Linked DNA regions of Homo sapiens: regions 1 and 3 are each linked to region 2. A link is a contact called in ENCODE Hi-C or POLR2A ChIA-PET data. All regions are on one chromosome and are shown on one strand. The core of a region is the stretch at or near the end of the contact, and the rest is flanking DNA. Distances in the headings are between cores, read along the strand shown.

Region 1 (3,417 bases), core at 673-3,172, 1.0 Mb after region 2:
CTCTGAATAATTTTCATCTCTAAGCCCATTATTTTCATTTTATATATCTCAGTGTATTTTCTGCAATAACTTAAATGTCACTTTTTAAAATTAGATCACAAGTTTTATATTATTTATGGTACCTTAGCATACTTTTCTGAGTCAGCTTTGTTCCATTTAGAGAAAAGTCATCATATGTGTCTTTTTGACTACTTTTTCAATGATAAATCTTGGGGAAAAAGAAAAAAAACCCACCACAGTTTTAATTTAAAATAATAGCTTTAGGCTGAGCACGGTGGCTCACGCTTGTAACCCCAATAATGTAGGAGGCCAAGGTGGGAGGATTGCTTGAGCCCAGGAGTTCAAGACCAACCTAGGTGACCAGTGAGACCCCGTCTCTAAAAAAATTTAAAAATTAGCTAGGTGTGGTGGCGTGTACCTATAGTCCCGGCTGCTCGGGAGGCTGAGAGGGAAGGATCACTTGAGCCCAGAAAGTTGAGGTTGCAGAGAGCCAAGATCACGTCACTGCACTCCCCCCTGGGTTATACGGCAAGAGACCTTATCTCAAATAATAATGATAATAATCATGATGACAGTAATAATAATAGCTTTAGATAGACTACAGTAAATATGTTTTAAAAATCTTTTCAGTTATTTTATGTTTAATGTTAAAATTCCTACCCTCCCAAATAGCAAGGGATACATATGCTTTTAGTGTAAATGTTCTATGCCTTCTTTGTTGTTCTTGTTTTGAGATGGAGTCTCGCTCTGTCGCCCAGGCTGGAGTGCAGTGGCACGATCTCAGCTCACTCCAAACTCTGCCTCTCAGGTTCAAGCAATTCTCCTGCCTCAGCCTCCCGAGTAGGTGGGATTACAGATGTCCTCCACCAAGCCAGCTAATTTTTTTTTTATTTTTCGTAGAGACGGGGTCTCACCATTTTGGCCCGGCTGGTCTCAAACACCTGATCTTAGGTGATCCACCCACCCTGGCCTCCCAAAGTGCTGGGATTACAGGCATCAGTGGCCACACCTGGCCAACTTTTATTTTTCAAGAGAAAGAAGCACATAGTCTATCTTAGTAAATTTTCCCAATGTCTAATGTTGCCTCCAATCTAGAAGCCATGGTTTATATTTAACCTAAATATATGGATGGTTCATAACTTTACTCCAAGAAAAATAGTCACCTTTTTTTTTTAATTTTTTTTCCTTGGTGACCATATTCCAAAGCTTCTAGATATCTTCATCTATAGTTGATTACAGATATATGTATATAGATCTACATCCTTTCCACACGTCATAAACATTGGCAGCATTACCACACCTAGTTTCTGATAGAAGCATTTTTATTTATTGGAATATGGAGGGTTGGCTGGCTCCTGAGAGGCCTCCTAGAGTGGCATGATCTTGGCAGTTTCGTGCAGGTTCACACACTCAGCTTGATCTTTTCAGAGTCTGGAAGTGATTAGGCTCAGGGAAAGACCTAGATATGGCAACTAGAATAGTGAGCAAGTACAACTGTCGAGTGACCTAGACACATGCTGTTAACGAGCTCATTCTTTCAGTGGCCAGGTGGACATGGGATGCCAGATTCTAACCCAAGATTGCTTGATGTGTTGGAATTATAATGGTAAAATAAGGTCTGTGCCAGCCACTCATTAACTCATCTGATTCTCACAAGAACCCTCTGATCTTGGTGGCACAATCATACCCATTTACCAAAGAGGAAGCATAGGCACTTTAAGTGTTCTGTACTTTGCCTGAAGACTCAGCTAGTAAGAACAGAGTTGCAAGCTGGACATGTGCAGTCAGACTCCAAGAGCTCTAAAATCATACTGAGTTCCTCTTGAATACAAACAAAAGGAGTTAATTATATGGTTCAGATCTTTGATAGCATCAGACTATGATTTCCTGTTGCAGCCATTTCCACAACCAGACTCATGTTTGTCTCATGAGTCAACAAGCAGCTAACCTTGGCTGGGAGCCATGTGGCTCCTTTCAAGGGACTATCTACTGTGGTCCTTTAAGTGTAGACTTTGTGGTTTAACTGTCATAAGGCAATCTTAATTTGCTTTATTTTCAGATTCCTAATGGTGGGAGCACACATCACTTTTTACGCTCTAGTTCTTTATGTTTTCTTTTTCCCCCTTTCTGTTTATACATTCTGGTGTTGTGCTTGAATGTTAATATCACAGCATTGGGTATTTGTGTAGACTTGTCCACTGTGACCCTTTCCAGTCCCCTGGCCCCCACCCCCGTAAAGTATAATTTTTCCTAGATTGAATCCCAGAAGTAATATGTACATTATTTCATCTGATTTACTATGATTTTCTTCTCTGATTTCAGAGTGGACAAGATTACATCTGAAAATGCACCAACTAAAGAAACCAATAACATTCCCAACCATAGAGTGCTAATTAAACCAGAGATCCAAAACAATCAAAAAAACAAGGAAATGAGCAAAATTGAAGAAAAAAAGGCATTAGAAGCTGAAAAATATGGATTTCAGAAGGATGGTCAAGATAGACCCTTAACAAAAATTAATAGTGTAAAGCTGAATTCTCTGCCATCTGAATATGAGAGTGGGTCAGCATGCCCTGCTCAGACTGTGCACTACAGACCAATCAACTTGAGCAGTTCAGAGAACAAAATAGTCAATGTTAGCCTGGCAGATCTTAGAGGTGGAAATCGCCCCAATACAGGGCCCTTATACACAGAGGCCGATCGAGTCATACAGAGAACAAATTCAATGCAGCAGTTGGAACAGTGGATTAAAATCCAGAAGGGGAGGGGTCATGAAGAAGAAACCAGGGGGTAAGTGTCTGTCTTGTCATTATGAACCCAGGTTTCTTTGATGCTGTGTTGGTGGAGATTGGTTTCTGAGCTACTGATTAAAATATTGGTTTAAATTGTGTTTTAGCTGTTATAGCTTCATTACTACGTCTTTTGTTTATAATGATCAGATATAAGTATTTATTCTCTGTCTCTTATGTTCTGTCACCCAACTTTGCTAATGGCAAGGAGTCATCCTTCCTGGCCAAGCACAAGGAAAGGCTTGGGTTACAGGCAGAGATCGAGTTTATTTGGGAGAGGGAGGGAGCAAGCCCTGTCCTCCCAACCCACCCCTGTCTTGTCCCCTGCCATTATCACCTCTTCTCTGACTGTCCTCCATTACCAGTTTCTGCAGGTTGGTACAATGCAAGGATCTCCTGAGACAAGTAATATGGAGGCAGCAAAGGCCTACTGCTCTCTAATTCCCAGTCTTATTCTTGGGCTTTCTTTAAATCAGAATGCACATAACTATTAAATTCAAGGCCAGGCGCAGTTTTTCGGCTTGTAATCCCAGCACTTTGGGAGGCCAAAGCAGGAGAATCGTTTGATGCCAGGAGTTTGAGACCAGCCTGGGCAACCTAGCAAGACCCTATCTCTGTAAAAAATTCT
Region 2 (3,170 bases), core at 563-3,062:
AATTAATGTTAACATAATAGACAGGAAATCAAATAAACTTGCACGTAAACATTGATTTTTAAATAAAATTTGCATTTCATTGTTGAAGCTTGATCATTCTGTCTTAAATACTTTGCCTAAAAAACGGAGTAGACTACTACCAGGTAAGACAGAAGGCTTTGTGTGTTTAAATTTTAGACATAGGACATAGCCATGAAAAAAGTAAATTTTAGAAGAAGCTTAATTGTTCTCTGGATTTTATTTTAATTAAAAGTGCTACTAAAATAGGTAAGCGTACATGTTAAGCAAGGAAAGATAAATTATTGAAGAACATATTTTCAAAGGAAACAAAGTACAAGGTACATTTTTGTACCCTTTCTTGTTAATGAATAATGACTATCAAACTGTTCTAACCTTAATCTTTGAGTTTTATCAAGATTAGATTGTTCCTTTTCAACCCAGTCCAGCTCTCATAAGTCCTCCTGAAAAATGTATGAGCCTACTTTAATGTGTGGTAAGAGATTTGTAGATCCAAAATGTTTCAATTTTTGAAGGGACTATTTTTCTTAAATAGTGGCTCATTTTAGGAATTAATTTAAAGAGATTTTTAAGGGTTTAGCATAAATGTATTTGGAAAAAATCACTACATGTAAAGTTATTTTTAAAGTCATCTATCTCCCCAGAGTTCCAAAGCTAAGAATTGCAGCTCAGGTTATTATTAAAATATAAAGGTATGATTGTTTTCCTGTGTGACATCACCCTCCACTTCTAGGTCAAGCTCCCATTTTTCTGTGACCTCTCACACCTTTGTAGCTTTAGAACAGAAGGGGTACAAGGGTCAGGGGATGGTGTTGTACAATTGTGAACCTTCAATACTATAAATATCTTTCCATGAGTAGCCCTGAAAGTGATATAATTCTCAACTTTCTCTTCTCTACCCTTCCATGTAAGAAATCATTCTTACAGAAAACTACTATAAATCTAAAAAGAAGAAAAAAGAAGAGAAAAAAACAGCAACAACAAAAGGATCCTACGACATATTTTGGAAACAAGAGTAATCCAATTTATTTTTATTTCCTAAAACTTTCTCCCAGTAAAGCAGGCCTACTTCTGGCAGATCCTATTTTACCTGGATTTAATTATATAATTTCTTGTGTTGTCTCAGAGTCTCCACACATTGTTCAATTTCAAGAGCAGTATACCAAAACAATAAACCACCCACATCTACTTGCTAATCTTATAAATATTGTTTTATTTTGCTGTTCCTTTTCAGATGTTATTAAAAATATTTAAATTGAAATTTACTATGCATCCTAAGGCTAAACTAAAAATTAATATCTTTCTAAATTAGAAAAAAATGAACTTATTAAATTCTAATTAAATAAAGAAAATACCTCGATAGGTGAAACTCACAGAATGGCTAGAATACCTTTTTCAAGGGCTCACCTCTGCTCCTGCAAATTGAGACCACTGGTTTCACCACATCCAACCACCTCCACGTTTAAATGCATAATAACCTTAGCTGTAATTTGAGGGGAAATATGCCCACCTTACACATTTTTAAAAAATATATTTTCGTTTGTATATTGCTGATCAGTATCTTTGGCCCGAATTCTGTTTAGCACAGAGAAGCTCATTTATGGTTGGGTTTTTGGCTTAAATCCTCTATTCATTATGTCAATGCAAACCTTTTTTCTTTTTTTTTCCATATAACCCTTCAGGGTTTGATGGAAAATAGATTTCCAAACACGCCCAACCTGCCAAACAGGAATAAAAGCTTCCAGTGGAAGCATCACGTTCCCTTGAAATAGAAGTGTTTTAGCTTGTGTGAGCGTATTTGACTCTTGAAAAGAAATGAGATCGTGTTTCATTTCAGGAAGATATATGCGTCAGGTAAGAAACTAAAACAAATAAACTTCCTATACTTAACTACATAGCATGATATTTCGACTCAAATATATTATTGAGGCAAAATAGCTCTTTAATTATACTGTGATACAAAAATGGTAGATGAATTTAAAATCAGAGTGAGTTTGTGCCATATTTTGAAACAGAGATATCCAGCTTGTAAATATTCCCCAAAATCTACAACCAGAAGATAGATCTTTCCTGAATAAACTTATTCTTTCTCTCTTTCCCCCCTCCCTCTGCCTCTTTCTTTCTCTCTCTCTCCAGCTAGCTGACACCACAGATTGCATTTGATAACATACCATTTCATCAGAGCCTTGAGCTAATTATTTCATTCATGTCTACTGGTAGATTTTTCTTAGTGTACACTTTTAGTGTCTTGAATCTCGTGCCACTAGCTTGTAGACGGCATCCCCATGATGGCTCCCAGAGGAAATTCTTGTTAAATGGAAGGTGGAATTTCTTAACATATGGGATCCAAACTAGAAGCAACTCCTGCTAGGGAGAAGCTCTGTTCTATTTCCATTTCCTCCCTCTGTGCTGCGGTCCGTCTCTGCTGTTTGCCTACCTCTTTATTCGTAGCTCACTGAGGCCAATGTGAACCTATTGTGTGTCCCAGTTGCCCCCTTATGTTCTTGTCTGATGAACAATTCTATTTCTGAAGCTTAGGATTAAAGTTAGAGATAAGATATACCCCATTCTTTCAAACTAATCATAATATATAACTTGTACATAGTGATCTCCTTTTTAAATGCATTAGCTAATGTAATTATTGCATCTTAGGAAACAGACTCAGAGAGCGAGGTTAAAGAACACATACCCCTCATGTCATTAATAATGTTATTAAGAGCTTGGATTTTAATCAAGGTTTTCTTATTCCAACTCAAGGGCTCTTTCCATGACATGTTATTTATTCTCCACGCATGTCTATCTGCCATCTGAACCAGATAAAAAGCAAGTTTGTGAATTGAGCATAAGAAAATAGTGAGCATAAGAAAATAGCTAACCATGAGTGAGCTGACAAAAAAAAAAAAAAAGACAACTTCTACCTCCTATAGAAAAGGTTCATAGTAGGTGAGTCTTCACTGATTCATTAAATAAGCAAGATCCTGTGATGCCATTGTGAACCCCAAGGCTATGATTTCACTTTTTCTTCTGCCTGAGCTGGAATCATTTTGGTCGTGAGGAAGCCCTCTTCAAGTAAGCAAAACATGGTACAATTCTCTCAGAGCTTAGGAAGAAAACGTGATGAAGTAATCATTTCCAATCTAGAAAAGCATTGT
Region 3 (3,402 bases), core at 88-2,587, 1.0 Mb after region 2:
ACCAGTAAATTATTATTTTTTTTTTTTTTTTGAGAATGAAAAACATTTCATGTTTATTTGGAGATCCAGTAGACTGGGGATAGATTGTCAACAGAGTCAGCACCTATATATGTGTCTTTTTATCAGTACATTTTTTAAAAAACAATTATCAAATTCTGAGGAGGAGGGTAAGAAAATCTTTTTTGGGCTGGGCACAGTGGCTCACGCCTGTAATCCCAGCACTTTGGGAGGCCAAGGTGGGTGGATCACCTGAGGTCAGGAGTTTGAGACAGCCTGGCCAACATGGTGAACCCCATCTCTACTAAAAATACAAAAAATTAGCCGGGCATAGTAGTGCGTACCACCCGCTACTTGGCAGGCTGAGGCAGGAGAATTGCTTGAACCTGGGAGGCAGAGGTTGCAGTGAACCGAGATCGCACCACTGCACTCCAGCCTAGGCAACAGAGGGAGACACCATCTCCAAAAAAAGAAGAGGAGTAGGAGGGACAGAGATAAAACTGAGAAAATCCTTGAGCAGGATATGAAATAATAATAATGGCAGAACTGTAAGACTAAATGGATAATGGAGTAAATTAGAATTTAATATGTGTCTCTTAAATTGGCCTATTTAGTGCTCTTACATTATTATCATGGGTCTGTTCTTAGCAGTAATCTGTCCTATTTTTTTAGCTTTTTTTTTTTTTTTTTTTTTGTAACCTATCTCAGTGCTAACTGGGGAAGATCTCCGTCTCTTGGTGTCCCTGCCTCAGCCTCCCGAGTAGCTGTGATTACAGGCACCCACCACCACGCCTGGTGAATTTTTGTATTTTTAGTAGAGATAGGGTTTCACCATGTTGGCCAGGCTGGTCTCGAACTCCTGCCCTCAGGTGATCCACCCGCCTCAGCCTCCCAAAGTGCTGGGATTACAGGTGTAAGCCACCGCGCCTGGCCCAAAGCTTGTCATCTTTATCCCTCAAGTCCCTCACCAAAAAGCTAAAGCAAAAAAATAAAATAATTTAAAAAAAATGGTTCAGAATATCAGTTGCTATTAACGTTGGTCATGTCACAAGCATTTATTGAATACATCTTCCTTCAGAAGGAACTCACTGGGCTTTGAGAGCCGTCAGCACTCTTGCTTTACTATTTGCTTAGACTAGGAACTTAAGGCTGGCACCTTAAAACCCCCAGCGGAAAAGAGGATAACACATAGAGAAAGTGAGGCCGAGTCTCCTCTACAGGCTATGGCTGGGACAGCCTGACACCAGTCTCTCACAGTCTGGCTGACTGATGAAGAAGAAGAAAAACAAGTGGCAGAATAACTGGAAGGACCTAAGGTATGACAAGCCTCCTTGGCATCCTGCCTGCCTCTCCATCACTGTAAGGATGGAGATTTTCCAAATTTGTGAAAATGGCAGAATTAAGTCAGACAAGTGCCTGGAGTTCTATTATGTTCTCCTAAAATCTTGTCTGCCCAACATCAGCATGTATTAAAGTTAAACTGATGACTTTAAACTGGAATTAAATGTACTTTAAAAACAGTTTCACTGAAAATGGAAAAATCATGAGATTCTGTAGAACTGTCTGAACAGATTTTTTTTAGCTGATTACATGTTGGCATGGTGTTTGCTCAGGAGAACAAAGGCTACCATAACACCTTATGTATATGAGATCCCTCATTACCATTTAGTCAGCAAATCTTGGCAATGCTTCTCCTGAATCTTTAGTCAGCAAATCATTTAGTCAGCAAATCTCTGTAATGCTTCTCCTGAATCTTTGCACGCACATAGCAATATTCCTGGTCTCACATCTAGATTTCGTCACGTATCCCGTTTTATTGTATAATAGTCTTGGATATTCCTCATCTTAATTTCCCTGGCTTTGGATAATAAGTTTGTTAACTGTAAGCCTCCACTCTCACATTTGTAACAGAGTAGTAATGTGAACCTTTAAGGGTTGTTAGGGATTAATTGAGGTAATATCTATAAACTTCTGAACACAGTAAGAGGAGCTTGTAAGCCCTCGGTAAATGGGAAGTCTGTGACTGCTGAAATTGAAATTAGGTCCAGTTGCTCATTTGATCTTCCTAAAGCTCCTGCCACATTATGTCTTTTAGCCAACTCAGGAAATGTCACAGACTCCTTTTGCCTTACAAAAAAAAGTCTCTTTTTGTCATTTAAGCCTTCAGTCTTCCACCACCACGCCACAACTTGTGAAATAATTCCTCCCCCATAAACCCGTTTCTCCAGCCAGTGACTCACCATTTCTCAGATACTTCCAAAGCACTCCGTTCTCTGCATGGTGTACCTGTGTAGTGCCTGTTCAACCTTACTGTGTAAGTATCACTTTACAGTTCACAAAGCACCATCCTATACAACATCCCACTTGTTTCACATACACAGGCTCTGCAGCATATGGACCAATTAACCTTTATCCCCATTAAATCAGATTCCATGACTTGCCCAAAATCATAAGCTAGAGTGAAAACCTTGTATTAATGGATTTTCTTTCATCTTTTAAAAATTCTATTTTAACTTCTTTCAAAGTTAATGGATCATTCTGTTCTTAGAGTTTGGCTGCAGTCTTTGTTACCTGAGGAATATCAGCTTCTAGCTATGGCTCTAACAAGACAGCAAAGTGAAAACAAAATGTCCCTACCTATTCTAAAATGCATAATAGTTATACAATTCTATTTTTATTTACAAAATATTATAAATACTATTTTACAGTTACAAAATTATAAAAGTAGCTCATTATACCAGGCTTTGCTTCTGTCTTAATTTTACAGTAGGTTTTGCCTCTGTCTTAATTTTATGTACATTTTTCAGCAAGTTTATTCATTCTGCAAAGATTTATGGAACTCAGGATGCAAAGATAAGCCATGATGCTAATGCCCACAATGTAGAATTCTTGTTCAAAACTTGGAAGGAAATGAGGTTGAGTATAAATGCCAAAAACATTTCTAAAATTGACCTAAAGGTGTCATTATGTTGTTGAAACATAAGCTGATAAATCTTTGAATTAATGGTAGGAATTCAGCTACTCAGTGCCATTTGTAACTTTGTAAGAACACAGTTAACCATTGATAAAATCCAGATCCTTCTATCTAGAAGTTATTTTAATTTTGATTTAAAATTTGGACGGGTGCGGTGGCTCACACCTGTAATCCTAGCACTTTGGGAGGCCGAGGTGGGCGGATCACCTGAGGTTGGGAGTTCAAGACCAGCCTGACCAACATGGAGAAACCCCATCTCTACTAAAAAAAAAAAAAAAAAAAAATACAAAATTAGCCTGGTGTGGTGGCACATACCTGTAATCCCAGCTACTCAGGATCCTGAGGCAGGAGAATCTCTTTTACCCAGGAGGCGGAGGTCATGGTGAGCCGAGATCGCGCCATTGCATTCCAGCCTGGGCAACAAGAGCGAA

What was found. Hi-C counts contacts between places; a loop is a spot of excess contacts on that map. ChIA-PET counts read pairs that join two places held with the same protein, here RNA polymerase II (POLR2A). Pooled maps may share reads with other maps.
Region 1: a pooled map shows a loop between it and region 2 (2.9-fold over the local background). The contact joins the enhancer-like site here to the promoter of PIK3C2G in region 2. A Hi-C loop is called at or near these places in 7 of 168 maps with a recorded cell type or tissue (CD4-positive, alpha-beta memory T cell, IMR-90, MCF 10A and 4 more), 18 of 37 single-sample maps with no recorded cell type and 22 of 50 pooled maps.
Region 3: a map of CD14-positive monocyte shows a loop between it and region 2 (5-fold over the local background). The contact joins the enhancer-like site here to the promoter of PIK3C2G in region 2. A Hi-C loop is called at or near these places in 8 of 168 maps with a recorded cell type or tissue (CD14-positive monocyte, CD4-positive, alpha-beta memory T cell, IMR-90 and 5 more), 19 of 37 single-sample maps with no recorded cell type and 25 of 50 pooled maps. POLR2A ChIA-PET finds 5 or more read pairs at or near these places in 1 of 52 experiments (PC-9).

What each region holds. Positions count from the first base shown.
Region 1 is chr12:19,272,194-19,275,610 of GRCh38, forward strand. PLEKHA5 (pleckstrin homology domain containing A5) reads left to right here. Exons shown (of 32, transcript NM_001256470.2): 11 at 2,323-2,790. Among named protein-coding and RNA genes, the nearest start is that of PLEKHA5, 140 kb to the left of the region's middle. Within about 2 kb of position 1,923, at least 9 of the 41 ENCODE cell types and tissues checked have a DNase peak (open chromatin) inside an H3K27ac peak, as active enhancers do; they include PC-9, endothelial cell of umbilical vein and heart right ventricle, where a contact is called at or near this core.
Region 2 is chr12:18,259,706-18,262,875 of GRCh38, forward strand. PIK3C2G (phosphatidylinositol-4-phosphate 3-kinase catalytic subunit type 2 gamma) reads left to right here and starts at 1,813. Exons shown (of 33, transcript NM_001288772.2): 1 at 1,813-1,872.
Region 3 is chr12:19,297,739-19,301,140 of GRCh38, forward strand. The region is part of intron 15 of PLEKHA5 (pleckstrin homology domain containing A5); the gene reads left to right. Among named protein-coding and RNA genes, the nearest start is that of AEBP2, 140 kb to the right of the region's middle. Within about 2 kb of position 1,338, at least 2 of the 41 ENCODE cell types and tissues checked have a DNase peak (open chromatin) inside an H3K27ac peak, as active enhancers do; they include PC-9, where a contact is called at or near this core.